Regions from separate parts of the Homo sapiens genome. Here region 1 is linked to region 2. A link is a loop called in an ENCODE intact Hi-C map of the cell type or tissue named here. Cell type or tissue: PC-3. All regions are shown on one strand. Each heading gives the region's core, and the rest is flanking DNA. Links, peaks and the distances in the headings are about the cores only. Region 1 has its middle 160 kb from the start of SEM1. Region 2 overlaps DYNC1I1 (dynein cytoplasmic 1 intermediate chain 1).

Evidence for each region. Hi-C counts contacts between places; a loop is a spot of excess contacts. Peaks named below come from ENCODE experiments on the same cell type or tissue, not always from the same donor. Only the 100,000 strongest peaks of a DNase experiment are listed, where the experiment ranks them.
Region 1: it touches region 2 in a loop (5-fold over the local background); 2 of 110 quality-filtered maps call a loop at or near these places.

Annotation. Positions count from the first base shown.
Region 1 is chr7:96,541,448-96,557,130 of GRCh38, forward strand. It overlaps a transcript of SEM1 not described here. Among named protein-coding and RNA genes, the nearest start is that of SEM1, 160 kb to the right of the region's middle. In PC-3, for the core only: no CTCF peak of the experiment used is centred there; DNase peaks (open chromatin) are centred at 6,174 and 7,454; H3K27ac peaks cover 1,866 bases.
Region 2 is chr7:96,077,168-96,092,850 of GRCh38, forward strand. It overlaps DYNC1I1 (dynein cytoplasmic 1 intermediate chain 1), which reads left to right. Exons shown (of 17, transcript NM_001135556.2): 16 at 3,196-3,321. Among named protein-coding and RNA genes, the nearest start is that of MIR591, 130 kb to the right of the region's middle. In PC-3, for the core only: no CTCF peak of the experiment used is centred there; DNase peaks (open chromatin) are centred at 8,194 and 11,594; H3K4me3 peaks cover 692 bases; H3K27ac peaks cover 2,165 bases.

The sequences.
Region 1 (15,683 bases), core at 4,105-12,104, 460 kb after region 2:
TTTTTTTTTTTTGCTGAATTGTTTAAGTTCCTTATAGATTCCGAATATTAGACCTTTGTTGGATGTATTATTTGCAAATATTTTCTTGCATTCTGTAGGTTGTCTGTTTACTATGTTGACAGTTTCTCTTGTTGTGCAGAAGCTCTTTAGTTTAATTAGGTCCCACTTATCAATTTTGTTTTGTGGCAATTGCTTTTGAGGTCTTAGACATTTCTCTCCCAAGGCCCATGTCCGGAATGATGTTTTCTAGGTTTTCATCTGGAATTCTTATCGTTTGAAGTTTTATATTTAAACCTGCAATCTATCTTGAGCTAATTTTTTTATATGGTAAAAGGTAGGTGCTGTTTCATTCTTAAGCCAGCTGTCCCAGCACCATTTATTGAGTAGTGAGTCCTTTCCCCATTGCTTATTTTTGCCAATTTTGTTGAAAATCAAATGGCTGTAGGTGTATGGCTTTATTTCCGGGTTCTGTATTCTGTTTCATTGGCCTATGTGTCTTTTTTTTTTTTTTTTTTTTTCCAATAGCATGCTCTTTGGGTTGCTGTGGCCTTATAGTGTAGCTTGAAGTTGAGTAACGTGATACCTCTGGCTTTTTTATTTTTGCTTAGGATTGCTTTAGCCATTTGGGCTCTTTTTTTGGGGGAGGGGGTTCCATATGAATTTTAGAATTTTTTTTCTAATTATGTGAAAAATTACATTGGTAGTTTGATAAAAATAGCATTGAACCTATGGATTGATTTTGGCAGTATGGCCATTTTAACAATACTGATTCTTCCAGTCTATGAGCATGGAATATTTTTCCATTTATTTGTGTCATCTATGATTCCATTTAGCAGTGTTTTGTAGTTCTCCTTGTAGAGATATATCACCTTATTGGTTACATATATTCTTAGGTATTTTGTTTGTGTGGCTGTTGTAAATGGTATTGTATTCTTGATTTGAGTCTTGGCTTGAATATTACTGGTGTATAGAAATGCTGCTGGCTTTTGTACATTGATTTTATATCCTGAAACTTTACTGAAGTCTTTTATCAGCTCTTGCAAGTTTTGGCAGAGTCTTTAGGGTGAAAACCCTATTATCTTGATTTTAAAATAGGAAAAAGGACACGAACTGATGATTCATAATAGAAAACATGCAAATGGAAAATAAAAAATGATATAATTTAATCTCAGTACTAATAAAAAGCTTTGTTAAATAAGTAGATAGCATTATTTTTATCTTTGAAATTGGCAAAATTAAAGAAAACACACATGGTAATATTTAATGATAACGAGGGTGTAGGAACTGGACATTCATATATGGTTTGTGAGAGTTTAAATTGCCACAAATTTTGGGGGAAATATGAATAATATATATATCAGGATCTTCATAAACTCAAATATCCTTTATTTAAGTTAGGTCAATTCATATGGACAAAGATCTGTATACCACTGTTATGAGAGCAAAACAAACAAATAAAACAATGGCAAAATTACCCTACAATGTAAATTTTCAAGAATATGGAAAGGATTGCATTTTTAATTTTTATGTTGGGATGTTATATAGCTTTTGAAAATTATGTTTTCAATGATGACATAAAAATGCTTACAATACAATGTTAAGATGAGGTGGAGAGGTGGGAGTGGAGGATGGGAAATGGATTTTTTTGTGTGTGTACAGTTACCTCTCCACATTTGTGGGTTCCACATGTGTGTATTCAAGCAGTCAGATCAAAAATATTTGCAAAAACAAATTGTGGACATGTACAGACTTTTTGTGTCATATTCCCTAAACAATAAAGTATAACAACTATTTACATTTACATTTTATTGGGAGTATAAGTAATCTAAAGGTGATTTAACATATACCGGAGGATATGTATAGGTTATATGCAAATACTACACTGTTTGATATAAGGCACTTATATATTCTGAATTTTGGTATTTGCAGGGGTTCCTAGAACCAATCCCCCATGTATACTGAGAGACAACTATACATTCACAAGCACATGCTAACAGATAAAGAAATATATATATATGAAACTGTTTACTGTTTAGTCCAATGTTTCAAATGTCTATAAAATAAATATATATTTTTTAACAATAAATCTTTAAGTGCAAGTTACATTGTTTCTTGTTTTCTGTCAATGTGAATTTGAAAATTTTCTTAATTTTCTATTATCACTTTTTTCTAAATATAGTAGTTTATGTATCATAGCATTAACCTAAGGAAATAACTTACTCCTAGCTCCCATATTCTGGATTCATCAGGTTTCTGTTCGGTTTTTTAGAATTTCTTAGTAACCTTGTTGCATTGACTACCAAATACATGCAGACTTGTGATTGGAAACAGAATATAATCAATGAATCAGAAAATCCACATGCTTGGTGGTAGCAGTAACATTTCATTGCTTTGGATTTGCATTTGTGATCATAACCCTTCATTTAGCTAAGAAGCTACCAGGGCCAGCTGGCACAACCTGTGCATTCACACTGGGCCCCATGCTTGGCTTAGTGCTCTATGATCACCATCTTGAAATTCTTAATTTCTAAGCAGGAGTGTCCCACAAATTATATAGCCAGTCCTGAGTTTTACAAATTAGTTTAAATTCTGGAAGGGGCCAATGGAGAACCAATCCCTAGCTAAGGTGGATTCATGAGCCCATCAGCGTTAAAACATCACAGAGAAATGAAAATCTCTTAATGTTCTTAAAGGCCTCTAGGAAAACACAATTCCACAACCACTTTTGCTAGCCTGTCCTTTATTTCATAATTTCTAGTATTATAAATTTTGCATATGTTTAACACAAACATCTCAGTTCCAAATAAACTTAATTTTTTAAAGTTTTCATCTCTAATAACAGAGAATTATGACACATCAGTTGTAGCACTGAGCACCTACTATGTTTCTACCTCTGTAAAATTTGTTAATATCTACCCTGCTTTTTTAAATAGGATTTTTATAAGGATCAGATGAACATAATATAATTATAAAGCGCTATAGAGAAATAAGCTATTGCTTAAATAACATATCTTTGTTTTCTCATTATAGATGTTTAATAAATTCCTTAAAAATAGTATTGATTATTCTCTTACTTATAAACTATCTTTAATGTTTAATGTTACTGAATATTAGCATACAATTGACACTTAAACAACATGGGGGTTAGGAGTACTGACCTACCTTGCAGTTGAAAATCCACACATAACTTTTGACCCTTCCAAAACTTAACTACTAATAGCCTATTATTGATCAGAAGCCTTATCAATAACATAAACACTTGATTAACACATATTTTATATATGTATAATATACTATATTCCTACAATAAACTAAGCTAGAGAACAAATGATATTAAGAAAATCACAAAGACGAGAAAATATATTTACTATTTATTAAGTGGGAGTGAATCATCACAGAGGTCTTCATTCTCATTGTTTTCACATTGAGTAGGCTGAAGAGGAAGAGGAGACCTTGGTCTTGCTGTCTCAGGGGCAGCATAAGCAGAAGAAAATTCAAGTTTAAGTAAACCCATGCATTTCAAAACCCATGTTATTCAAGGGTCAGCTGTCTTTTAAAGGCTTATTTATGATCCCTTACTCGTAACCACTTCTTCATAACTTACCATTGGCTCATTCTCTTGTAAAGCCTTCCCTGACCCCATGGAAACCTCTGGATTTGAGGAGAATCAGGAAGTGGATGCACCCCTTTTTAGGTTCTTCCACTCATGGTATTTGGGGCTTTTGTTATGATCCCAAAGAAAATCTGACTCCCAGGTCCTGGGGTTGTGGAGTTGTATGGGTGCTATTCTTTCTTTGAACTGATATTTCAAAAATTTTGTCCCATGTATTCTAACTTTCTTACTAATTTTATTTAAAGAGGAGTAATGGTTCATAGTTTTTAAGGGGGACACAGAAAGATTAAATGAAGGAAATCACAAGCTGCTCAGAACGCCAAAGGAATTGAGAGAAGCAGTTCCTAAAGCTGAAGTAGTAAAACTCAACAACTTGCTAAAACATTCCATATGAGGGGAAAAAAAAAATTTAAGACCAAGGAATTAGTGTGCTGCCAGCATAGAGATTATTTGTTAGCACTTGGCTAGCACTAAGTTTTATGTATTGCTAACAAGATGCTGATAACATGGTTTCTGAAAGATTTTCAATGCTTGGCAAATACGTTTATTCCTTAGTGTTTTATACTCAACATTTTCAGAAAAATCTAGGTTTCTTAAACATATATCCCAGTTATTTTAGCGTTATGCATAGAGCCCTGAATTTTCACTATTTAATACACATTCCAAAGACTATCCATATTTGGCCCATACAGATAAATGCAAACAATAGGATGGATGTTTCCATCCTGTGCTGTAAATCCTCCAGCTTAACATTTTGAGTCTGGACAATAGATATAGCTGAAAAAAGATTTGGATCCAAATTGTCTAGCTTACATTCCCATAGTTGATATAGCAATGCTATCAGCTGAGGAGTTTGAAGAGCCTAAAAGATTCTCTTCCTCCTTCCTTCAGAAATGGTGCTGAAGAATGAGACCTAAGAACCTAATTTGCTTGCATATTTGTACCCCATCCTTTGAATCAGCCTGTAAGCTAAGCAGCTGCTCTGCAGGCTTCTCTGTTTCTCTGAGAAGAATCTTGCTCTGATTTCTTGGAGAGGGGGTTGCTTCTTAGCCAAACCTGCCAATCATGTTGAATCTTGAAGCGATCAATGAGGCAAATTCAGATAAAGAGAACCCAACAACTGCCAAGACTGATCGGACACCTACTGCTAAATGTTGGAGATTCAAAGATGAATAAGATGATTCCTGTCTTTAAGGAACTCACCATCGGAGGGGAAGAAAATATGTAAAGAATTACAGTAAAATTTAAAAATGCTACACACAGTTCCTCATCTTGAACTGAATACACACTCCTCATACTCTCAAACCAATTGTCACATACCTTCTTTTGCTTACACAAGCATCTCTAGAACTTGTGAAGTAATACAATCTTTGAAAAATATTTATATAATCCTCCACATCTTTCACATGAAGAAAATGATGATCATTTTCAGTACCTACCTCTTATGTGTTGACAAAAACCAGCAGAGTTCTCACAAGTATTTCTGGATTTATGTTTAGGTTTGACTAATTAATTGAGCAGGAGAAAGAAGGATTAGTCACTATATAGTTATACAATTCATCAGCAATTTCAGGGCTCCATTAGCCAACACTGGAACATTCCACCGGCACGATCTTCATGAGGATATTGAACAGGTTTTATTCTGTGATTTGTTTTGGAATGAAATTCTACTCACCCTTCTTTGTGAATGAATGCTGTTCAACACAATTTAAATATTTAAAAACAGCATTGAGGGTGTGAGCTGTTGTTTAAGGATAAACTGTCATGCTTCAGCCTAAAGCACATTTTCTCAGTGGTCATTATTCTATACCTAGTTGATTAGAAGCCAAGGAGTTTGTCATCACTGGTAGCCACCTACCCATCATGATGGAAAAAGCATCATCCTTTCGGTTGTAGCTGGCATGAGGACATATATGTATCACATGGGGAACCTGCAAATTCTCTAATGCAGATTGCAGCTGAGAATGCAGAAATGTGAGCTTAGACTACAAGAACAGTGGAAGTCTTTTCTGAACACCTGTTTGTTATTGAGACAGCAATTACTGTATAGTTGAGAGGGAAACCAGGGAAGACACCCCAAACGACTGCAGCTTGAATTTTTAAGCTGAGCCTATATAAGCATATGCATTTTAGAATTGATGCTTCTTATATCTCCAGTGTTGATGTTTCCTTCATTGATGGTCTAGAGGACATTTAGGAATCTCTGTCAGCAAAACAGATCCTTTAAAATTTCTTAGGCTAAAGATAGTCTCTTAAGTATGAATAGGGGGTTGTAAGCTTTGATTATGCTTTGCTTTATCTGCGAAAAATCCTGGGAATGAATAGAGTATTGTGGTCAGTTTAGTCCCATGCCATTCATGGTCCAAAGGCAAAAATGTAGTGTTGTCACATTTGAAAAGTGGCATATGTTTTCCTGGTAATTACATCTTATATGTTTACTATTCAAAAAATGCAGGTGTGGGTTTTTGAACAGTGTCCAATGACAATGTGCCTGACTGGCAGCAGTTCCTAAGTGAGTCATGTTTCACTGTCTGTCGTTTTTTATAACTGTTTTCACCACTAATTTGGTTCTCTGATGCAGTGTGCAATTAGTTCTATTATGAAAGCAGCTGTCTTCAGTTTTACAATGGCACTTTCCCCTTTGGCTTGCACAGAGCTTGTTGTGGTTCTGCTGATGTGATGATAGGAGTTGTAAAGTGGTACCTAGATGAGCCGCACTGGGCCCGGATCTTCCCTGTACACAGGATTCTTGCTTACTCACTGCTACTCTACTGCTGTTTCTCCCAGCTCAGTTAAAAAGAGGGTCACAAATTAAGTTGCCCCTTGTAAGACGTGTACTGTAAAGATTGGTGACCAGGCCATTTGTACCACTGGAATCCTGTTGTTTATAAAAATTATATTTGAAAATGATGTATTAGGTCAAAGTTGAGATGGGGAGGTACACTGGGCAAAAAATAAAAAAAGGATTGTTGTGTTTGGTTCACTTTCAAACATGAGGTATGATATTTAAGATTCCAAATGAAGCCTGAATGCAGCAAATGCCAGTATATGAACAATAAAAAAATTGAACATAATGTTTGTAGTTAGTTATAATATGCTTTGGATTTTCCTGCTCTCTGAAAGAACATCCTATTTTCACAGGAGTTTCCATGATTTTCGATTCTTAATCCCAAGTCTCTTCTGACATCCAGAATTCTCCAGGAGACCTAGAGCAATGACCATTCTGAGCCCATCTTTCCTAAGAGGAGCCAATAGTTTGAGCTTTCCCTTACAAGCATAATTCCCTATTAATATCTTTAGAACATTGCTACTCAAAGTATGGTCCCCAGACTTGGAGTAACACATCATCTGCAAGCCTGTTAGAAAACAGAATCTATGGCCCCACCCCAGGCCTACTGAATCAGAATCTGTATTTTAACAAAATCCCCAGGAAATCTATATGTATACTAAATTCTGAGAAACCCTACTTTAGAACTGTATTATTTGCTCCCAAAGCCACAGCTATGTCTGAGAACCTGACTGCTACTTATTAGTGATTGTTAATGAAAATCACTGAATTTTACTGAATTTAGAGAACTTGTGATCAACCGAACTATCTGGTTCTTTTAGTTTTTTTAATTGTCCTCTTCTCCCTTTTTAAAATATAAACTCTTTGAGCACAGGTACTTTCCCCGTTTTGCCCATTAAAGTATCTGTAGCGAGTAGAAGAGTGCCTACCGCATATTTAGCAATCAACAAATATTTGTTGAGCTGAACAAGTGAACAAATGACTCATTATAAATAAAATATGTGCTCAGCAACAGAAGCAGATCAAATTCCATAATCCCATGGGGTTTACTCAGAACCTTAGCACATCAGTGCCTGGGGCAAGAGGTGAGGCAGAAATTGAGACAGGGAGCGCATGAGTTCAGAGCTCGTACTGTATTGATAGTCACAGAGGACACCTGGGCTGTCTAGGGAAGAAGTGGCAGCTCTGAAATTTTTTCCCCTGATATTTGGCAAGTGGCAGGGTTATGAGTCTTGCTGGCAAGAGGTAATCCACTCCAGTTGAATCAAAATCTTCCTTGAGAATACTATCCCACATATGCTGTTGGAAAAGCAGTAAAAGGGGTCCAGGAACATGAGGGTTGGTAGAGTGACCAAATCTTTCTAGTTTGCCTGGGACTGTCCGAATTTTAGGACTGGTAGTCTCACATCTCAAGAAGCCCCTCAGTCCCCGGCAAACTGAGGTGGTTTCCCTACTTGAGTGTTTGCCATAGCACCATGTCTGCTGAGAGCCCCTGCCAAAAAGGCGGAGGACTTGGGGCCTTTGACAGACATTTAGATTTTTAGGGCACTTTCGTGATCCAATCAAGAATGTCCAATAACAGAAACTTACCTTGAGGCAGATCTCTTATGTTCATCCAGTGGCTTAAATCCCACTAATTTCATAAAAGCGTTCTTTAATTTTGTCTTTAGATTAATATGAGCAGGGACAGACTTTTTCCACACAAGAGGATGGCTCACTTAAAAGCACCATCTTACAAATCTTAGTTTTGTACTCTAAAGGTGCTAATATTTGAATTGTCTTGGAGGTACACTGCTCTAGGACCTGAGCCATACCTTGTCAGACATGCTTTTACACATTAGAGCCACATGGGTTATTGCCTTAAGTATTTCCAGATATAATTTGACTGCCATTTCCAAATGTTCTTATTTAGTTCTTTTTTTCCCTAAAAACAAATAAAAAGATGGACAGGGTGGGGTGGGATTGTGGCATTATAAAACCAGGTCCAGATTGTTACATTGTAAAGTGCTTTAGTTTGATGAGAATGCTTTTACCTATGCACAATAGCATTTCGGCTATGTAACTAAATGGTATTACTTAATGGTTTAATTTATAAATAGAGTTTCACACTTTTGCCATGAAGTTACTGTCATGGTGGTCAGTGGTCACTATTTAAAGAACATGGGATTGTTGGAAGCTGGACTTTCTTGAATTAAAAATTAGGTTTTTATTAATATAAATGTCTAGGGTTTAAATATTTTAATTTATTCATTAAAATAAGTTCAGCAAGATAGTATAGAAAGTTTGAGAAATAGTGAGGGAAAGTCGTTTAGTACAACTGTTCTATTACAACTGTTGTAATACAATTCTTTAAAATACTATTGTCTCATAGAGTTAATACAGAAAACACTGAATATGATACATGGTTATAATTGAAAAAGGCTAAACAAAGCTATTCCCCAGACTCATGTTTAATTGTTTAACATACCTGAGTGACTTTAGAATAGCTAAGTACTATATTACTGAGCACTTGATAATGGCAAATGCAATTACCAACTGAAGTGCATTAATATTTTCTGAACTGCATTTATTATTTTGATTGCAAAATCGTTTATGATTCCATTCATAAAGCATGATTTTATTATTTGCACTCATCTGTTGGACACTCTTGTAGGCTGTGTTTTCTTGTATTTACAGCAATATTCTTAACTGTGATATTGCAATGTACTGGTATGTCAGAATCAATTATGAAGTGTGTTGAAAGAAGTTATAACTAGCGATAAGAAAATAGTCCAAAATTTACAAATTATTTGCTTTTAAAAATAAATTAGAGTAGCTCCAGATTATCCAAGTCTTTTTATTATGCTGTGCTTCCTTGAGTGAGAGGAAAAAGGAAAGGGTTTAAGTTAGTAAGGCAGGATCAGCTATGCCCTGCCTTCTCTGCTTTTGTACAGCAGTCTGAGGAGTGTGACACACGGGAAAGTAGAAAAATATTAAGAATGATTGGCCTATGCGATCAAAAAGGAAGAATCAGGATGCAGGAAAATTAGGATATTGTCTACAAAATTCAGTTCATTCCTGTTTTGAAGTGTAATGGAAAGAAGAAACCCTTGCACTAATATTCATTCAGAAACAGGTATTAAGCATTCAACAGATACTATGTGCATCAGTTCAGGTCCTCTGAGAAACACTCACCAAGAAGAGATAGACATGCAAGAGATTTATTTGAGGAAATGCTTATGAAGAATAAAAGGAAAGGAAGTAGGAATATACAGGAGAGCACTTAAGACAATGCAGGTCTGACACACATGAAAGGAGAGAGGGAAGAGGGTTAGATAGGAAAGACTTTGACAACAGTACAGTTTTGAGGAAGTTTTGGCCACGTTTACCAAAATTCATTGAGCATAATAGGTTGAATGGTGCACCCTTCCACCCATTCCCCTAAAGATATGTTCACCCGAGACCTTGAATGTGACCTTATTTGGAAAAGGGCTTTGCAGATATAATTAAGGTTCTCAAGACAAGATAATTCTGTATTATCCAGGTGGGCCCTAAATCAAATGATAAGTGTCTTTATAAGAAGACACAGAGGCCGGGTGCAGTGGCTCATACTTGTAATCCCAGCACTTTGGGAGGCCAAGGCTGGTGGATCACTTGAGGTCAGGAGTTCAAGACCAGCCTGGCCAACATGGTGAATGAAACCCTATCTCTACTAAAAAATACAAAAATTAGCCAGGCATGGTGGTGTGCACCTGGAGTCCCAGCCATTCAGGAGGCCGAGGCAAGAGAATTGCTTGAAACTGGGAGGCGGAGGTTGCAGTGAGCCAAGATAGCACCACTACACTCTAGCCTGAGCAAGAGGAGTGAGACTCTGTCTCAAAAAAAAAAAAAAAAAAGAAAAGAAAAAAAAGAATTACATACACACAGAGGTCATGTGAAGACAGAGGTAGATGTTGCAGTTATAAGCTAAGGATCAACAAGGACTGCTGGCAGCCACCAGAAACTAGGAAAGAAGCATGACATGGATTCTCCCCTAGAGCCTCTGGAAGGAACCAGCCCTGCCAACACATTTATTTCAGACTTCTGGCCCCAAAGCTGTGTGATAGACTATATTTCTGTTGTTTTACGCCACCTAATATGCAGTAATTTGTTATGGCAGTCACAAGAAGCTAGTACACAGAGTTGAGGTTGCCCCTCGCAGGAGTCTCACATCCCACAGGAATGGTCCAGTGCCAGCACTCTGTCATGTTCGTCATTAGTGGGGAGTAGCCCAGGGGAAGCGTGGCCTCACCATGAAGGTGGTAGTACATTCAGAGGGGTGGGAGCTGGGGCTACCATTTAACTACACTTCCTACAGGAGTTTCTCTCTTTTTTTTATTATACTTTAAGTTTTAGGGTACATGTGCACATTGTGCAGGTTAGTTACATATGTATACATGTGCCATGCTGGTGCGCTGCACCCACTAACTCGTCATCTAGCATTAGGTATATCTCCCAGTGCTATCCCTCCCCCTCCCACCACCCCACAACAGTCCCCAGAGTGTGATGTTCCCCTTCCTGTGTCCATGTGATCTCATTGTTCAATTCCCACCTATGAGTGAGAATATGCGGTGTTTGGTTTTTTGTTCTTGCGATAGTTTACTGAGAATGATGATTTCCAATTTCATCCATGTCCCTACAAAGGATATGAACTCATCATATTTTATGGCTGCATAGTATTCCATGGTGTATATGTGCCACATTTTCTTAATCCAGTCTATCATTGTTGGACATTTGGGTTGGTTCCAAGTCTTTGCTATTGTGAATAATGCCGCAATAAACATACGTGTGCATGTGTCTTTATAGCAGCATGATTTATAGTCCTTTGGGTATATACCCAGTAATGGGATGGCTGGGTCAAATGGTATTTATTTCCAGTTCTAGATCCCTGAGGAATCGCCACACTGACTTCCACAATGGTTGAACTAGTTTACAGTCCCACCAACAGTATAAAAGTGTTCCTATTTCTCCACATCCTCTCCAGCACCTGTTGTTTCCTGACTTTTTAATGATTGCCATTCTAACTGGTGTGAGATGGTATCTCATTGTGGTTTTGATTTGCATTTCTCTGATGGCCAGTGATGATGAGCATTTTTTCATGTGTCTTTTGGCTGCATAAATGTCTTCTTTTGAGAAGTGTCTGTTCATGTCCTTCACCCACTTTTTGATGGGGTTGTTTGTTTTTTTCTTGTAAATTTGTTTGAGTTCATTGTAGATTCTGGATATTAGCCCTTGTCAGATGAGTAGGTTGCGAAAATTTTCTCCTATTTTGTAGGTTGCCTGTTCACTCTGATGGTAGTTTCTTTTGCTGTGCAGAAGCTCTTTAGTTTAATTAGATCCCATTTGTCAATTTTGTCTTTTGTTGCCATTGCTTTTGGTGTTTTAGACATGAAGTCCTTGCCCATGCCTATGTCCTGAATGGTAATGCGTAGGTTTTCTTCTAGGGTTTTTATGGTTTTAGGTCTAACATTTAAGTCTTTAATCCATCTTGAATTGATTTTTGTATAAGGTGTAAGGAAGGGATCCAGTTTCAGCTTTCTACATATGGCTAGCCAGTTTTCCCAGCACCATTTATTAAATAGGGAATCCTTTCCCCATTGCTTGTTTTTCTCAGGTTTGTCAAAGATCAGATAGTTGTAGATATGCAGCATTATTTCTGAGGGCTCTGTTCTGTTCCATTGATCTATATCTCTGTTTTGGTACCAGTACCATGCTGTTTTGGTGACTGTAGCCTTGTAGTATAGTTTGAAGTCGGGTAGTGTGATGCCTCCAGCTTTGTTCTTTTGGCTTAGGATTGACTTGGTGATGCAGGCTCTTTTTTGGTTCCATATGAACTTTAAAGTAGTTTTTTCCAATTCTGTGAAGAAAGTCATTGGTAGCTTGATGGGGATGACATTGAATCTGTAAATTACCTTGGGCAGTATGGCCATTTTCACGATATTGATTCTTCCTACCCATGAGCATGGAATGTTCTTCCACTTGTTTGTATCCTCTTTTATTTCATTAAGCAGTGGTTTGTAGTTCTCCTTGAAGAGGTCCTTCACATCCCTTGTAAGTTGGATTCCTAGGTATTTTATTCTCTTTGAAGCAATTGTGAATGGGAGTTCACTCATGATTTGGTTCTCTGTTTGTCTGTTGTTGGTGTATAAGAATGCTTGTGATTTTTGTACATTGATTTTGTATCCTGAGACTTTGCTGAATTTGCTTATCAGCTTAAGGAGATTTTGGGCTGAGACAATGGGGTTTTCTAGATATACAATCATGTCGTCTGCAAACAGGGACAATTTGACTTCCTCTTTTCCTCATTGAATACCCTTTATTTCCTTCTCCTGCCTAATTGCCCTGGCCAGAACTTCCAACACTATGTTGAATAGGAGTGGTGAGAGAGGGCATCCCTGTCTTGTGCCAGTTTTCAAAGGGAATGCTTCCAGTTTTTGCCCATTCAGTATGATATTGGCTGTGGGTTTGTCATAGATAGCGCTTATTATTTTGAAATACATCCCATCAATACCTAATTTATTGAGAGTTTTTAGCATGAAGGGTTGTTGTATTTTGTCAAAGGCTTTTTCTGCATCTATTGAGATAATCATGTGGTTTTTGTCTTTGGCTCTGTTTATATGCTGGATTACATTTATTGATTTGCGTATATTGAACCAGCCTTGCATCCCAGGGATGAAGCCCACTTGATCATGGTGGATAAGCTTTTTGATGTGCTGCTGGATTCATTTTGCCAGTATTTTATTGAGGATTTCTGCATCAATGTTAATCAAGGATATTGGTCTAACATTCTCTTTTTTTGTTGTGTCTCTGCCCGGCTTTGGTATCAGAATGATGCTGGCCTCATAAAATGAGTTAGGGAGGATTCCCTCTTTTTCTATTGATTGGAATAGTTTCAGAAGGAATGGTACCAGTTCCTCCTTGTACCTCTGGTAGAATTCGGCTGTGAATCTATCTGGTCCTAGACTCTTTTTGGTTGGTAAGCTATTGATTATTGCCACAATTTCAGCTCCTGTTTATTGGTCTATTCAGAGATTCAACTTTTTCCTGGTTTAGTCTTGGGAGAGTGCATGTGTCCAGAAATTTATCCTTTTCTTCTAGATTTTCTGGTTTATTTGCGTAGAGGTGTTTGTAGTATTATCTTATGGTAGTTTGTATTTCTGTGGGATTGGTGGTGATATCCCCTTTATCATTTTTTATTGCGTCTATTTGATTCTTCTCTCTTTTCTTCTTTATTAGTCTTGCTAGCGATCTATCAATTTTGTTGATCCTTTCAAAAAACCAGCTCCTGGATTCATTAATTTTTTGAAGGGTTTTTGTGTCTCTATTTCCTTCAGTTCTGCTCTTAGTTATTTCTTGCCTTCTGCTATCTTTTGAATGTGTTTGCCCTTGCTTTTCTAGTTCCTTTAATTGTGATGTTAGGGTGTCAATTTGGATCTTTCCTGCTTTCTCTTGTGGGCATTTAGTGCTGTAAATTTCCCTCTACACACTGTTTGAATGTGTCCCAGAGATTCTGGTATGTTGTGTCTTTGTTCTCGTTGGTTTCAAAGAACATCTTTATTTCTGCCTTCATTTCGTTATGTACCCAGTAGTCATTCAGGAGCAGGTTGTTCAGTTTCCATGTAGTTGAGCGGTTTTGAGTGAGATTCTTAATCCTGAGTTATAGTTTGATTGCACTGTGGTCTGAGAGATAGTTTGTTATAATTTCTGTTCTTTTACATTTGCTGAGGAGAGCTTTACTTCCAAGTATGTGGTCAATTTTGGAATAGGTGTGGTGCGGTGCTGAAAAAAATGTATATTCTGTTGATTTGGGGTGGAGAGTTCTGTAGATGTCTATTAGGTCCACTTGGTGCAGAGCTGAGTTCAATTCCTGGGTATCCTTGTTGACTTTCTGTCTCGTTGATCTGTCTAATGTTGACAGTGGGGTGTTAAAGTCTCCCATTATTAACGTGTGGGAGTCTAAGTCTCTTTGTAGGTCACTCAGGACTTGCTTTATGAATCTGGGTGCTCCTGTATTGGGTGCATATATATTTAGGATAGTTAGCTCTTCTTGTTGAATTGATCCCTTTACCATTATGTAATGGCCTTCTTTGTCTTTTTTGATCTTTGCTGGTTTAAAGTCTGTTTTATCAGAGACTAGGATTGCAACCCCTGCCTTTTTTTGTTTTCCATTTGCTTGGTAGATCTTCCTCCATCCTTTTATTTTGAGCCTATGGGTGTCGCTGCACGTGAGATGGGTTTCCTGAATACAGCACACTGATGGGTCTTGACTCTTTATCCAGTTTGCCAGTCTGTGTCTTTTAATTGGAGCATTTAGTCCATTTACATTTAAAGTTAATATTGTTATGTGTGAATTTGATCCAGTCATTATGATGTTAGCTGGTTATTTTGCTCGTTAGTTGATGCAGTTTCTTCCTAGTCTCAATGGTCTTTACATTTTGGCATGATTTTGCAGCGGCTGGTACCGGTTGTTCCTTTCCATGTTTAGCGCTTCCTTCAGGAGCTCTTGTAAGGCAGGCCTGGTGGTGACAAAATTTCTTAGCATTTGCTTGTCTATAAAGTATTTTATTTCTCCTTCGCTTATGAAGCTTAGTTTGGCTGGATATGAAATTCTGGGTTGAAAATTCTTTTCTTTAAGAATGTTGAATATTGGCCCCCACTCTCTTCTGTCTTCTAGGGTTTCTGCCGAGAAATCCGCTGTTAGTCTGATGGGCTTCCCTTTGAGGGTAACCCGACCTTTCTCTCTGGCTGCCCTTAACATTTTTTCCTTCATTTCAACTTTGGTGCATCTGACAATTATGTGTCTTGGAGTCGCTCTTCTCGAGGAGTATCTTTGTGGTGTTCTCTGTATTTCCTGAATCTGAATGTTGGCCTGCCTTGCTAGATTGGGGAAGTTCTCCTGGATAATATCCTGCAGAGTGTTTTCCAACTTGGTTCCATTCTCCCCATCACTTTCAGGTACACCAATCAGACGTAGATTTGGTCTTTTCACATAGTCCCATATTTCTTGGAGGCTTTGCTCATTTCTTTTTATTCTTTTTTCTCTAAACTTCCCTTCTCGCTTCATTTCATTCATTTCATCTTCCATTGCTGATACCCTTTCTTCCAGTTGATCACATCGGCTCCCGAGGCTTCTGCATTCTTCACGTAGTTCTCGAGCCTTGGTTTTCAGCTCCATCAGCTCCTTTAAGCACTTCTCTGTATTGGTTATTCTAGTTATACATTCTTCTACATTTTTTTCAAAGTTTTCAACTTCTTTTCCTTTGG
Region 2 (15,683 bases), core at 4,018-12,017:
AAACAGCTCAGCCTTTTTAATTAGGAAGCCCACAGCTGGAGGATCTGAGGAGGAGCACACTTCCCTAGTATTTGTGTGTGTGTGTGTGTGTGTGTGTGTGTGTGTGTGTGGGAGGGGGCAGGGAAATATTCTTCAGGTGTTATTATTAAGTCTTTGTATCTTCAAGGGTATATACACCTATAATTGCTGCCAAGTAGTTATCTTTTAAAAATCTTTCAATTTGAGTCTATTTTTGCTTTTAGCTACAAGAATTCTGTGACAAGAATGAGTTAGGTAATGAAGCATCTTTGAAAATAATCAAAAGGCATGAGTATGTGAAATGTCCCATCATTTGGATGTTGAAATGTTTATAACATTATTGTTTTTAATAGAAAGATGTTATTACCCTACATTGTAAGGGTTTCCCAGAGTCTTCATCACTGTTTATTAAAATCATATTGCTTCTATTTGCTAGGAGAAATTCATTCATTTAAAGCAACCAAAAAAACTAACATTTTCCTGATTGACTTAGGAGACCGCTGTAGTAGAAATCCAGCTTAGTTGAGATGTTTAAGTGATACCCAACTACAATGCATATGAAGGGAGTGAGTGTTCTACAAACTCCTTAACAATTCCTATGTAACTGTTTTTCTTTTAAATTTTTTTTAGGTAAAATGAAACTAATGTCTCAACATTGATAAATATAATTTTTTCCCTTCTCTTTCTCTAGATATCAAGAGACAACCACATAAGAGTTTCATAGCTAAACATTTTTTAAAAATCATTATTGGTCATGCAAACTGTTTAGTTTTGTGGTAAACATAATTCTGCTTTAACAATAATAGTAGAGATACATTGAGTCCAGCTCAAATCCAGTAATGAACCGAACACTTTTTAAAACCTTCAAATCATTTTTGTCTTCTGGCAAGTTGAACAAGATTTTTCTTAAAAATTAGATTTCTTAAAAAAATCTGAATTATCAGTAGAGCAGTATGTTTGGTTGTTGTTTTTATTATTACATTTTTGGACCAGGTTATTCCAGCTGTTCCTATGCAAGGATAGTTCATATTTCCCACCTCAGTATTTCTGATTTCTACTGCTTAATGTAATAATTTATGATATATAAATCTTGCCTTTGCAATTAAAATGATTGAGCCAGGAAAACTGTGGAAATATTTGTGAAACAAAGTACAGTATAAGAGACAGAGAGAACATATGAATTGTTTTTTATTATTCATCAACTTTTGAAAGGTCATTACTGATCGGATTAATGCAAATATATTTTGTCATTTTCTTCATGCATTTATGAATTTTCTAGCGCATAATATAGGCTGTGATCATTATTTTCTATCATTTGTAATATATATGAAAAGAAACTATTTTTAAATGTTTAAAATATTGTTTCACTTTGTTATAGTACTTATATTCCAAATAAAAATTCTTGAAAATGTATTAGGTATTATTTTAAATGTGTCACAATGTCAGTTTATTTTCAGTGATTTTTTTGTTATATTCGTATTAAGATTAAACATTTTATTCTATTTTTAAGATTGTTCATAGATTACCTAATTCTATTCAATATCAGATTGTTCATGGAATTAGGTAATAGAATTAAGCAAGAATCCTGTATGAACCTTCTAAATTATGGTATTAAAAATTAACTTTGAAGAGTCTATAGTTGAATCACAGATTTGTTTTCTGGGCAGCACAGTCATAATAAAGTGTATTGACAGCATTATGATCCATCTAAATTCACATTGTTTCAGCCTCTGAAAGATTTGGTTAAAAATTCAGACTCTAGCTTGCACAGCAGGTACTTTTATTATAGAAATTGTGTATTTTTAAAAAATAAATGAGCCGGGGACTTTTGGGGTTTTTTTTTGTTTTTTTGTTTTTTTGCTCACAATTGACATACAGTGATTTAAGCGGGTGAAAGAATTTTTATTGATTTCAAGATTAAGTTTAAACATAGATTCTTATATATGATGGAGTTTTTATTGCTATTTTAAAGATAGGTATTGGGTCAATAATTTCGTATAAACAGATGGTTTCAATTCCCTGAATAACAAAATGCCGGTGGTGCTAAGCCACAGTACATGTTGTGTTTCCATTCTAATGCGACATGTTTATTAGACACAGGTCTTAAACAGTGGCATGAGATGATCCTAGTGGCCCCCTTTTCACTGTATTTTTTCTTTATGTTTTAATATTTACCTTTTCCTTTCTTAATGGCATGTTGTCATTTCCTATTCAACATTCTTGTAAAAGGCTCAAGAGATCTGAGCTTTATGTCAATTATAAACTTCTAACCTTGAAGACAAGCTTTTACACAACTGATAATGGGAGAGAGGTAGACACACTAAAAAGTCTTTCCAAATACTGAGGCTCTTGGAACAAATACTACAGGTTCCATTGCAGCACCTCCAGTTCACTTTAATTATTATTATTGTTATAATTATCAATGCTTTTAGATTTGAAGTGTTTATTAAAGGAGATATAAGGCATTTTCTATGAGTGGGTGGCTGTATTCTATCACGATGTCACCCTGGAGACAGTGCCAAAGTTGTGGATCGCTTATTACACTTCGGTACTGCCAGAGGGAGGAAGACAGATTTAACAAAAGAGAGAGAAAGAGAGAGAGAGAGAATTTGAGTTTTTTGAAAAATTTTTTTTATCTTTATGTTTTCCTTTTTTCTTCTGATCATCTCCTCCCTGATGAGGTTTGAGAGATCAATACATATGTTTACTTTTTCCTTGAAGACTCACATTAATATGACTTTTTTATTCCACCATACACCTGCTTTCTGCCTTTTTAGTATCCTTAATCTTGGTAAATCCTGAGATCTGTCTCTCTCCATCTGTCCATAAACTATGACCCTATGGGGAAGGATCCCATTTAGCTCCTGTATTTTTTGTTGGATGTACACTTGTCATAATCCAAAGAAATATTCATGCCACTTACTGCCCGGTGACTATGTAAAAAGACTCTCCCTCCTTTTCTTTTTTGTTAAAGTGTCTCTTCTCTCTACCCCTTAATTCAGTGGAGCATATGATTTAAGAACAATGAGCCCTTTTTCCCCCCGGCACAAGGGATGTGTATTACTTAATGCACATGAAGGCAGTTGGTGACTCATCCAGTTAAACGTATTATTGTAAATTTGTATATTTAAATTCATATTCAGAGATTCTTTTATTCTGTTGTGAACCCTTTGGCAGGTTCCAACAGCAAGTGTGGCCATTGAGGGGGCATCCGCCCTAAACCGTGTTCGTTGGGCCCAAGCTGGCAAAGAAGTTGCTGTTGGGGACTCGGAAGGCCGTATTTGGGTCTATGACGTTGGAGAGGTACGTGTGTATTTGTGTTGTTGTTACTGTTTTGACTTGTGTATCTACTTTAGAAACCTAGTGAAATTATTAGCAAGAACTTGTAGGCCACAAGGACCCTCTCTAACGTGCTTGTAAATTTCCATTGACTTCAATGCTAGTTTGGCGAGACTTCCTTAGGGCCTAATTTGATCTTCTGTCTCCATGCACAGAACACTTAAGTTAACAATCTAAGCTCCTTTTAGAGTCCTGTAGAATGTCCCATCATCCTGTGATGGAGTGTGGCACTTCCCACTAATTTCATGAGAATGAAAAGTTTAGAGGCTGGGTGCGGTGCCTCACGCCTGTAATCCCAACATTTTGGGAGGCCGTGGCAGGTGGATCACGAGGTCAGGAGTTCGAGACCAGGCTGGCCAACGTAGTGAAATCCCATCTCTACTAAAAATACAAAAATTAGTCGGGCATGGTGGCAGGCACCTGTAATCCCAGCTACTCAGGAGGCTGAGGCAGGAGAACCACTTGAATCTGGGAGGCAGAGGTTGCAGTGAGCCGAGATTGCACCACTGCACTCCAACCTGGGTGGCAGAGAGACTCCATCTCAAAAAAAAAAGAAAAAGAAAAGAAAAGAAAAGTTTGCCAAATATATCATGCTAAAATTGAAAAGTTGAGTTTTGGTTGGTATGTTCAATTAACATATATACTATTTTTCTTTCATTAAAGTGTAGCCAATTGAGAATGTGATTAATTAGAATTTTGTGCCACTTGGTGGTATTCAAATTTATCATATGAGATATATACCTTTCTAGTATGTCTTATTACATGATACACAAAGTATTCCTGAATGTCATGGCATGTAAAAAAGGAAAAAAAAAAACAACTACACCTTTTATTTCAGACAAATCTCCTTGAATTTGCATACGATCTTAATTTAATGTTACATTATCTATCAATTGTACTTAAGATTGTGTGTTTATTTTTACTGTATGAGAAAGTGTTGACCAAAACCTTCATTTCTGGTGAGGTAAGGAACTTTTTCCTTAAAGAAAAAGAAAATATTGAACTTTCAAGCAAAACAAAATAAGAGCGTTATGTAATGCTATTTTGGCATAATATGAATCTAACATTGCATTCCAGGGGGAAAATATACCACATTTGTATGCATAGCATCCTAGACCTAGAAAGTACTCTGTGAGTGCCTGGTGGATGGGTTTAGCTGATCACACTGAGAAGGGTTCTTTATGGTTTCATCAATCAGCATTCTATAAATTTGGCAATCCTAAATGGTTTGTTCTACAATGGAACTTTTGATGACATATTATATACTGCTATATGGTATAGTTGATTATGTTGGAACAAGCTAGACGGTGTTTTTTAAAATTCAGCCAGGAACAAAAACCGAATGACTTTAGAAATGGGAGTTTTCTATTCTGGATGCATAATTCTAAGTAAAAAAAAAAAATCTCTTGCTTTTACTGCATGTTATCTATTTCATTTAACATCCCCTTGACTACTCCTGATACCACAAGCTGAGTTCCAACAGTGACAAAAACTCTGTTAATATTGGCCCCAGTGGTGAAGATGCAAATGGTCTGGTGACTATTGATATAGTCTGGAGTCTTTGGGAAAGAGAATACCCTCTGAGTCGGAAATACCGCCAGTAGTGTTACAGCAGTATTTTTCTTAAATGAGTATTCTTTATGTTTAATGTATCTTTCTCATGGCCCTCATCAAAGTAAAACTAAACAACAATAACAAAAACAGATATTCTTTATTGGTCACTTCCTAAAAAATAAAAAAGAGCAAAGGAGAATGTTAAAAAAAAAAAAAGCCTTTTCTCTCTCTTTCTTTTCTTCCTTTCTTCCTTTCTTCCTTTTCCTTTCCTTTGTTTATAACAAGTGTAATTGTGGGAGAGAAATACACATGAAGACATGCTCAGAGATACAATGGCAGAAAATAGATAAAATTTAAAAACTCTTTGCTCTATCTCCTTTGCATACACATAACGTCCCTTAACTCACTTAAGATTGTATACAATATTATTTTATCCCTCTTTGTTGTATTCTAAAAGGACTGAAAAACAGATTAGTTTAACAATCTGTTTTATATTTTAAAAGGCCTTTTGGAAAGTCTTTATTTTGACTTAAATGTTATATATATACACACTATATATATGCACACACATACATTCATACACACTGTCTCTATGCAATAAGGAAACACAATATGACATATATACAGAATTTTCTGCAATAAAAGTGATTTTACAGCTTTTGGACAGAATTACTTGAATATGACATATTTTGTGAGTAAATATGATTTTACAAAAGTTACTTTGGCTGATATGTGGCTGCTAAAATTTCTTTCTAGGATGCTATCATCATTTCTAAATTGTAAAGTGTTGTTATACTCATATTTGTACTATCGTACTGGCAGGTCAGGCTGGTTTTCATTTTTATGTTATTGCCCTTACTTTTCTAAGTGATATTACAGACTATAGAAATGTCTGCAACTATAGGCCAGTCTCGCCTATTGTCTGGAGTCTAGACAGGCTATAGAAAAATCTCTGTGACATATAATAGGCCAAACAATTTGTAGGGCTGTTTATCCCTACAAATTCACTACCAAGAAAAAGAAAGGATATACTATTTTATTGAGAGTAGGTAATATTACAATCTCTAGCCCTTCTCTGAATGACCGAAAATCAGGATAAGCTTATACACTTGAAGAGTTCTTTAGGTATTGTTTGATCATATACAAAGCAATCTATAGCTCAGAAAAACTCAGACTTAACAAAATAATTGCCTTAACTGTGGTTTTATAAGTATTTTTATAAATTATATTTATTTGGGTAGAAGGGGAACTTTTGTGTTTCTCTTTGTCACCACAAAGCTTTATTCTAAATCGCTGAAGACCTCGTCTGTAGAGGTACAATGTACTAAAAGGAAAAATGACTTCCCTACATCTGAGGCTTAGCTGCAGCCCACTTCTGAAAGAGGTAGATCCCTTAAGGGCAAATGCTGCCATTACTGTGATTACTATAGGATCGTTCACCAGCCCAGAACTGACAGAACATAACTGTGCTTAAAGAGAAGTGCACCCTCTAGACAAGTACCTTCTCAGCCTTCCAAATCACCTAAACTGCGGAAGGCCAGATGGAATGCTTCATGGCAGGGTGGCACATTTGGAATTAGAGGTCTGATCTAAGGCTGGTGCATGACTGACTGCAGGAAGGGTCGTCGAGCAAAGAGCTATTCAAGAAGAAACAAATAAGGTATTGAAGACTAAATTGCCAGTAGGCTCTGCCACCACTACCAATATTCAAAATTGGTTCCCTGGTCCCTATTAAAACGAAACTCATAACCACAGTCATGCTGGCCTTTAGATAGAAAACCTTGCTTTGTAGAACCCTCTAGAAAGAAGACAAAATGCTCTTAGATAAGCTTTGTAATACAATCTGTATTAAAAAGTAGATGGTAGGTTTTTTAGAGCACACAATGTTGGTCCATTTTCCTCAGTACGTTGAATACATGTCTGTGGGAAGACATCTCATATTCATTCTCCCAGTGTTGATTTGAGGAGATTTTTTTTTAGGCTGGGGAGAAAAGAGGGGCCTGTAGGCTAGCTTTTGCCAAGACCTTGTTCCACAAGTGAGGCTGTCTTGAAGAGTATAGGACCTGTGCAATTGCATAGGGCACCGTGCTTAGGGGAGCCCTGAGCTTGGGTCATTGTCTTAAAATTGTTAAAAATTTGTCAGGAAGGAACGCCACATTTTCATTTTTCACTGAACCCTGCAAATTAGCCGGTCCTGTCAACTAGAGTGTTACTCTTAATGCCACTCATGAGGCAAATCAGAAAAAAAAAAAAATAGGCCTTAACCTAGATCATTAGGAAGAAAGAGAAATCTGTAGAAATGTAGTTAAATGGATGGACACACTACAATCTTCTCATTACCTGTTTCTCTTTTTTTTTCTTTTCTTTTTTTTTTTTTTTTTGAGACGGAGTTTTGCTCTTGCCCAGGCTGGAGTGCAATGGCACACTTCTGCCTCCCGGGTTCAAGCAATTCTCCTGCCTTAGCCTCCTAAGTATCTGGGATTACAGGCGCATGCCACAACACCCAGCAAATTTTTGTATTTTTAGTAGAGACAGGATTTCGCCATGTTGGCCAGGCTGGTCTCGAACTCCTGACCTCAGGTGATCCACTCGCCTCGGCCTCCCAAAGTACTGAGATTACAGATTTGAGCCACTGCACCCTGCCTCATTACCTGTTTCTTAAAACTACTTAAAAATGTTTAATGAGAAGGGCCACGACTCTACATTATAAACGTCAAGGTACATATAGAGCTAAAGCCGTACTGGAGATCCCAATTCACCTCCCACAACCCTCTTTTGATCACATCATAATTTTGCCTGAAAATATATTAATAATATAATTTGGGGAAAGATCTCTGAGATGCCTACCCCAGTTGGAGTGGAGCGGGACAGGCTTTCTCTGTCCACACCATTGTTGAGAACTCCCTGAAGAGAGACTGCTGTGAGCACTGATGGAAACATCTCCATTCAAGCCCAGGTAGTCTTGCCTTCCTGTGAGCCCTGGCACTCCCTGATTAGGGCATTGCAGAAAGGGACTCTGGTGTTACCAGTCACTGACAGTCATCTGCCTCATCTCCTGTCCCAGCTGAGGCTGCAGCTGCTGCAGGGAGCCCCAGCTCAGTACCCCCATGACCATGCCTTTCTCTTATTATGTACAATTATCCTCTATGACTTTTAAGATGATAGCAGAGAGCACAGTGGCTTGAATCCAGATTTAGTGGTGCAATTTATTATGAACTTCTGAAGGGGTAAACACAGGATTGTGTATGAGCTCACTGAAATCACCAGACTGAGTTTGTCCATCTCCCTTTTTTTTTTCTTTTTGTTACATTTAAATGACAAAGACATGAGTAATATCCCACAGCCTATGACTCAAGAGGTAAAATATAAAACAGCAATGTTTTCAGGTAGGTCACATGATGCTGTGTTTATATAGCACACATTTTTGGTTGTTTGATTTCAGCATTATATCTGGAAAATACACTGTACACATTTATTTTCACAGATAGGGGTCTATTTTCTTTGCAGAGCAGGTGCTGAACTCCCATTAGCATAAATGGAAGTTATGCGAATCTGAATCTGACAAAAGACAGAGAAGACCCCTTTTTATTATTTGGCTATAATTTTTACTCTATTTGTGCCTTCAAAAGTTACTTACATAGACAGTGGTTGCATGCACCATTTAAATTTTCTGAGATTCAAAATTAAAAATGAGCCTAGCTTCTGAATAAGTTTTGAGAAATCTCCAAACTATGGCTTGCAATTTGTTTGTTTTGGATTGTAGGAAGGATTCCATTCAATTAAATGAAACATGGGTAGGATAATAAGTCAAAAATTAACTATTAATATACCTGAAAACAGAGCTATTGTTGGATTTTTTTTCAAATGATGTATGAACACACATTTTAAAGAATTAAAAATAAAAACGACTCATTGCCATGTCTCCATTACTGAAGAGCAAGCTTTTCTATGCATATAGAGCTGACTTCAACAGCACATAGGCCAGTATGTATAGAATTATTCACGTGTCCTGATGATTGATAGCCAGCCTATCTACCTGTCTTTCTTGCAGATGTGTTTTATAGAAAGCCCACCGCCATTGTTAAGGCTTCAGTGCTGTCACACAGATGCAGCTGTCATAAATATCCCCTAACAACTATGTTTGCTGCTTATCTGAATTAGTTAGAATGCTGTTTGCAGCTCCAGTTTTGAAAGAAGCAGTTTATCTTCCACCTCCTATTATTTCTTTTTCCATTAACCTCTTCCAGGGAAGATTTTGTTTTCAGTTGTGATAAATTCACACAGGTTTCAAATCCCTGATTATATTTTACAGTAGTCAAATGATAAAATTACAGAATCATTTTCAGCTCAAAGTAGGATTTGAAGAATAAAATGGAAACTTAAAAACCATGGTTTGAGAGACGGACAAATCTTATCCTAGCTTTATTGATTTGGTATCCTATTCACTAGTTACCTAAGAAAATATGCATAAATCTTTAAATTTGAACTCTGAACTTTGATAGCATTTCAAATAGCTTGTTTGATACGACTATTTGGGGGCCAAAAGAATAGTATTCATTTCATTACAAATTTCAATAAGTATAATACATTTGACATTGGATATATGGGCTTTGAAAAATTCTTGGAAAAGAAAGATGTGGGTTAACATGAGAGATCAAATGTAACACTGCCAAAAAAGTAAAACATGATTTTAAATGTCCATTTGAATATATTTTAAAGCCAAAACGAAAAATCAAGAGAGAAAAGTTTATTTGTAACGCCAACAGGAAGAATGGCCTACACAATATATTTTAGAATGATGGTCAAGGTGTTACATGTAAGAACTGTTAACAAGTGCCTCAAATAGTTTCATAGCCAGCAAGAATAAGAATAAAAAAAAGAGATTCAATGGGCCATTTTTTTATGCTTTCAACAGTAGTTTGATGTAGTGGCATGTGATAAACTGGAAGTACTGGGAGCTAAAAAGGGTTTGAGTAACACAAAATAAATACAATACAATGATGATTTTTAAGGGGAATCACACTTAGGCAATAATAGTGTACTTTGTGGAACTCCTTCATGTTTTCCAGTAATACAGGGCCTACATCAATTCTCCATAAGCAGCCTGTGCCTTGAATATAAATAATTCTCCTCCTTGAGGAAGTGGGCATACGAAACACAAAATTGAAAAGTTAAACTTAGATTTGGGAGGTTAATTCAAACAAGAGTCCCTTAATAAAAAGAACTGCATTTGCAATCAGCCAGTTTTAATAACCGTGCTTTATGAAGGCCTTTGTCCCCTGAGCAAGGCAAACCTGATTGCATGGCTCGGTTTTTGCAGCCTCCAGAAGAGCACAGTTGGTCTCAGCTTAGCAAGATCCAGGTATGATCATCTGAATCACTGGTGTTTCTCATTAAATGAGTGTGGCCATTAATTTCCTAGATTCTTGAAGGCCTTTGCAAGTACTGGCTTATTCTTAGGTGGATAAACAATATTATTTTCTTTAGCTGATACCAAATACTTCCTTTGATTTTCTCTCCTTGAAAAAGAAAAGACTTAGGCGTAAATTCTTCCAGTGATACCAAACATCCAGATAAAATGTGAAAATCCAAATACCTGGTTCTGTCGATAACATCTAGATAGCAGTTGATGGCATAAGAACAAAGCATCAAGCTTTTCAACTGGATTTTTCAGTTTTTACTTGAATTTTTAGTGTTACAGCCCCAATGCTGTGCTATTAAGTCAAGGGGCACCAAGATATATTTGCATGGGCAGATTTGAGATGCTAATAAATATAATTATGTAAAATAAGCCACTTTGAAATAATATATTAATTCATTTGTCATAACAAATTATATGTATTTGAAATTAAATATTTTGGGTAAAATCTATGATTGTAATTTTGGTATTAACTTTATTTCTTCTGGGAAAAGTGCTTAATTTAAAAAAGAAAAGGCGCAATTAATTCCAATTAATGTTGTAAGTATTCATCTTATAGTACGTGTAATAGCTGTGGCTTTCACTTTGATAATTATATATGTAAAAGACCATGATTAAACTAATTATTATATAAATAGTGTGCTTATTCAGGTAGCATTAGTATATGAAAATGGACTTATAGGATTAATATCTTCTCAAGCAAATGTTTTTTCTGAATTGAAAAGAAATACTTATGACTTCATGTATTATGGAGTAGTTGATTCAATGAAAAGAAAGCCCTAATATCTAATATTATAAACAGCAAATTAATGTGTGTATAGTAATTTCAAAATTCAATGAAGTTCATATATTCTCATTTTGGTGATAAATGATCTATGAATATAAACCTTCTGAAAGAAGAACCAGTTTGTATAACTAATCATCTTCATGATTCTTCTGTGGTTTCAAACTGTCATCTTCAATGGCAGTTTGGATTATGAAGCAGTTGTTAATTATAGTGTTAATTTTTTTATGGCTGACAAAATTGTGTTTAGTTCTATAATTTCAAAATTGCTAAATTTTATCTTGAAAAATTGCTGCTTAGAGCAGTAGCCTCAAATCACAGCTTTAAAAGCTAAATGTGAAGTCTCTCCAATCATCTGTGAATCGAGATTAACCCGGGCCTGTACAGAATGGAGTTGTTTCTTACATGTGTATGTGTGCTACTGTTGGCATATCTAAAATATAATACATAATCAAATATCTGCTTATTCATGTTTCCTGTGTAAATATTTATACACCACGTAGGTCGGACTTGAAAAGCGAGGAAGTGAATGAATCATTATATTTCACTTTCAAGGAAAGCTTACATGAATTTTTGAGAATGTCAGCTATCAGAACATCTTTTAAATTTTAAAGCATGAGTTACTTATCATTTAAGAAATATCCAAACTGCTAACATTGTAAAAGCAATTTCATACTTTTAACCTAGTAGATAAATCAGTGGCCCATTTCTAAGCTCTTTCTCCTAATAGTCAACCAATAGTTTCTCAATTCAGATTAAATTTTTTATTTGTATTGGTCTCAGCATTAAGGTCCCTTAGATAGAAAGTGAACATAAACTAATATTTTCAAAGTGAATAAATAAATAAGAAAGTGAACACCTTCTAGTATGATTTAAAAAAAAAAAAAGTTACCCTTGTGACTTAAAAAAAAAAATTCAGATTGTCAGCCCTCCCTTGATTATCACATTCCTCAGCTTCTTTTTTAACCTTTGGAAGACCACATCCACAGAATTGTACAAAAAGTGGTTATTTGACAATTGTCTATTAAAACACAATAACCCAGTCTAGCAAAGTGCCTGGCACAAAATAGGCACACAATAAATATTTGATGGGTGAATGAATGATTCACATGTGAAAATTTGAGGAAAAATTAAGGGAAAGCTTAATTGTTTAGAGCATTCAGGATGTAGCCTCCAAGTTGGCTACAGATTGATGCACAGGAAAAAAATTACTTAACTGTAGTTGCACAGAAAAGGATATTTAGAAAATATCTTTAGAAAAGAGTACTTACCCTTCCCCCCAATCTCTTTCCCAGTTTCCCTCCCCTCCTGTGCTTTTAAAAGTGAGCAGTTGGCCACTAGTGTAATAAAAGCATAACCGTTGATTCAAACAGTTGTCAAACCACTGGAAAAATGCTTCCTTTTCATTGTGCTTTTTTTGGACACTATAGATATGGTAAATCATGAACTGCGTTATAAAAATACCTCTTTTGTGCCCAAACATTCAGTAGGAGGGAATGACATTTCTTTTATTACCTTGGTAAATGTTTTTAAGGTGTTTAGCAATAAGCCTTCTTTTTGTCAAAACTGCTTAGACGCAGTGGTTGCTAAGAATTTATTAGAAAACCTATAGTTAATAATATCAAGAAAAGAAGGGATATGTGTTTAGTAGCTAATATGACAGTTGAGCTTGTGTAGCACATGCTTTTGCTTTTTCCTACCATTTTCTTGATCTTTTGTGTTATGGAAAACAAGTTATTCATGTTTAGAAAGTTTATTTTTCATTATTGCCCATCAACCAGCGTTTTTAGCATTTTCTCCATCTTTTGGGCAGAGAAATAGATTGTTCCAAATAGTAGGGAAAAAAATAAGGCGAAAAGATTTCTGAGGAAAGAAGGATGATAAGATTTTAATACAAATGTGAAGAAGACTATTCATCTTTAGGTCTTTGTGAATTAACTCTTTCTTCGGATATTTGTTGTTGTTGTTGTTGTTGTTTTGTTGTTGTTTTTCTTCCACAGGTAAAACCTTCAGAATGTTGTCATGCTTCCTATAATGCTAAATTTTAACATGAAAAATATTTTACATGTTACTTTCTTAAGATAGTGTTTAAGGAGAAGGATATATATTTCCTTCTATATTCGCTGGCTTATTGAAATTGATAGAGACCCATATTTGTTACTATTTACTTGACTTTTATGTCCTACTTTTATTTCTTTCCTTAATTAGGTGGTAATGGATTTTTTAAAAAGTGTTACTGTAAAAAAAAAACGTGGTAAAAATAGTAAAAATAAACCACTCCTTTAAAGATACAAGGGAAGAGACCTTTGGCAGAGAGGTCTGAAGCTTCATGGGTGGATGAGGGTTCCCTTAGATGGGATTTCCAGATGAAAAGAAATTAAAAAACAATCAAATACCATCTGACCACCATAGGTAAGAATGTTGCTTAATTTTACAGAAATTTGTACCTATTGACTGGTAATAGCAGACTGTGCTGTACAGAGACTAATGTAACTCCTACTTTGTCGACTTCTTTGAAACTGCTCTAAATAAGTTACATACCATATATCTTTTTGTGGTAGAACACTGTAGTATATTTACACCCTCTGTATATTGCATTCTAACTTGGAATTCTGGTCCGTGGTTTCATCCATTGTTAGCTGCGATGCTAGACTCTCCCGGGAGTTAAATACAGTGGGGCTGTATTTATGTGAAGCGGGTATGCTTGGTCGTTCAGTGGCTGTTTCATTGCATATTACCTCCCACTTTGCTCCCATCTGTGTGTGTGGTAAAGGGAATTGTCCTAAAAAATACAGGCTTCCTCTGAACACAGACATGTATTTGTATACCAGTAAGTCAACAATCTCCTGAATTTGGGTGCCATTAATAATTGTCCTTTTTAAAAGGCTTTTAGAGCTTAGAGGGGGTTAGCAGTCGTTCTGTGGAAACCGATGTACATTTCCACATTTTCTGTAAATGCATTAAAAAATAATGTGTATTAAAGTGAAAGGAAATCTGTAAGATATCTTTTTAACAGAAAACTTTAATTTTTAGATTAATACAGAGATGAATTGTCGTGTATCTCTTGGAAATCAATGGTTAACATGATAGTCTCACACACTTTTTAAAATTACTTCATCTAATTGAAAAATTACAAAGAGGCTGATGAGCCACACATCCATGGAATATTTATCTTGAAACCTAGAGTCCTACTCACTTAATGTCTTGGCCATACTTCATGTATCTGAGAAACCAACTGAAATCAGAGCGCTTTTCTAACGTCTTAATTATGCAAGATTTTAAAAAAAGAAAACTAAAGTAAGCAATACCTGAGACAGATATTTTTACTATGAAAAATATTGCACTGGGATGGTGAAAGTTACTGCAGATAATGCAGCTATTTAAAATTATTATAGCTGCAATTACTAAAAAATGAGGAAGGTTTGACTGAGAACTATTCAAAATAGTTATTAGCCATGTGATTATAAAAAGGAACACATGAATGATATTTGCATGTTTAACCCTGGTTATAAAAAGTCATTTGATTTTTTTAACAGCATGTACAGCAGTTACAAATCCTTACAACTTTAGGTAAAAATGAAGAATCCCACTGTGGAAAGTGCCACAAGGAAAGAGCTGGATTAGGATGTATTAGTCACATGTGAAAAATAAAAAATATGTATGTGCATGTCTACATATGTGTGTGGATGTGTATAGTTACAATAAATACTTATATTTTAAACTTGATTTTTAAACCAACAATGGAAAGTAGCAACTCTGAAAGAATTTTTCTTGTGATTTGAAAGAACTCTTTCCCTGTCCCCCGTTCATGAAAGTTAGCTATTATTAAAAGCCTGACTACTTAGGAAATTATTTGTGTGGGTATTTCAGACATAAAATGTGATAAAATATAAGGTATACTTCTAAAAAAAAAAGTACAGCTCTAAATAGGTGAAAAGAAGAAAGAGAATATGCAAGGAAGAAAGAAAATAAAAAAATTGGAAGAAAGGAATAAACATTAAGAAGGAAAAACAACATCATGTATTCAGGGTTTATAGTGTACAAGCACTGTGTTAAGCTTATTACATTTTTTTGTTTTATTTAATATACAGTCCTAGAAGATGGATCTTACAATTTGTTTCACACAAATGAGGAAGTAAAGATCAGAAGTGTTAAAACCATGCATTCCCTAAAGACACACAGCAAGTTAATGGCAAATCTGGGAAAGAAACCAGGATCTGGCTGGTGAAGCAGAAAAAAAGTCAACCCTGGCTCCATTCTCAAATGTTATTACTCCACAGTCTGTGCCTCCCTTTAGGTATACAGGACACCCAGGCAAGGCGAGCAAGGGTTAGACTGATAAGTTTTTCAGGGGTGAGGTGGGACCGGGTTCAGAGGCAGCCTCCAGTCCACTCAGGCAGAGAGGAGGGGACTGATCCCTGACATGGTCCGAGAAGTAGTGGGGTAGCCTGGGTGGTGGGGCTCTGGGAGGCTAAAATGATACATTTTCATGAATTTTTCCACAACTTTTGCACTTTTGCTTTTGCTTGTAGACTTTTTGTCTTCCAAGAATCTTAGAAGATTTAAAAC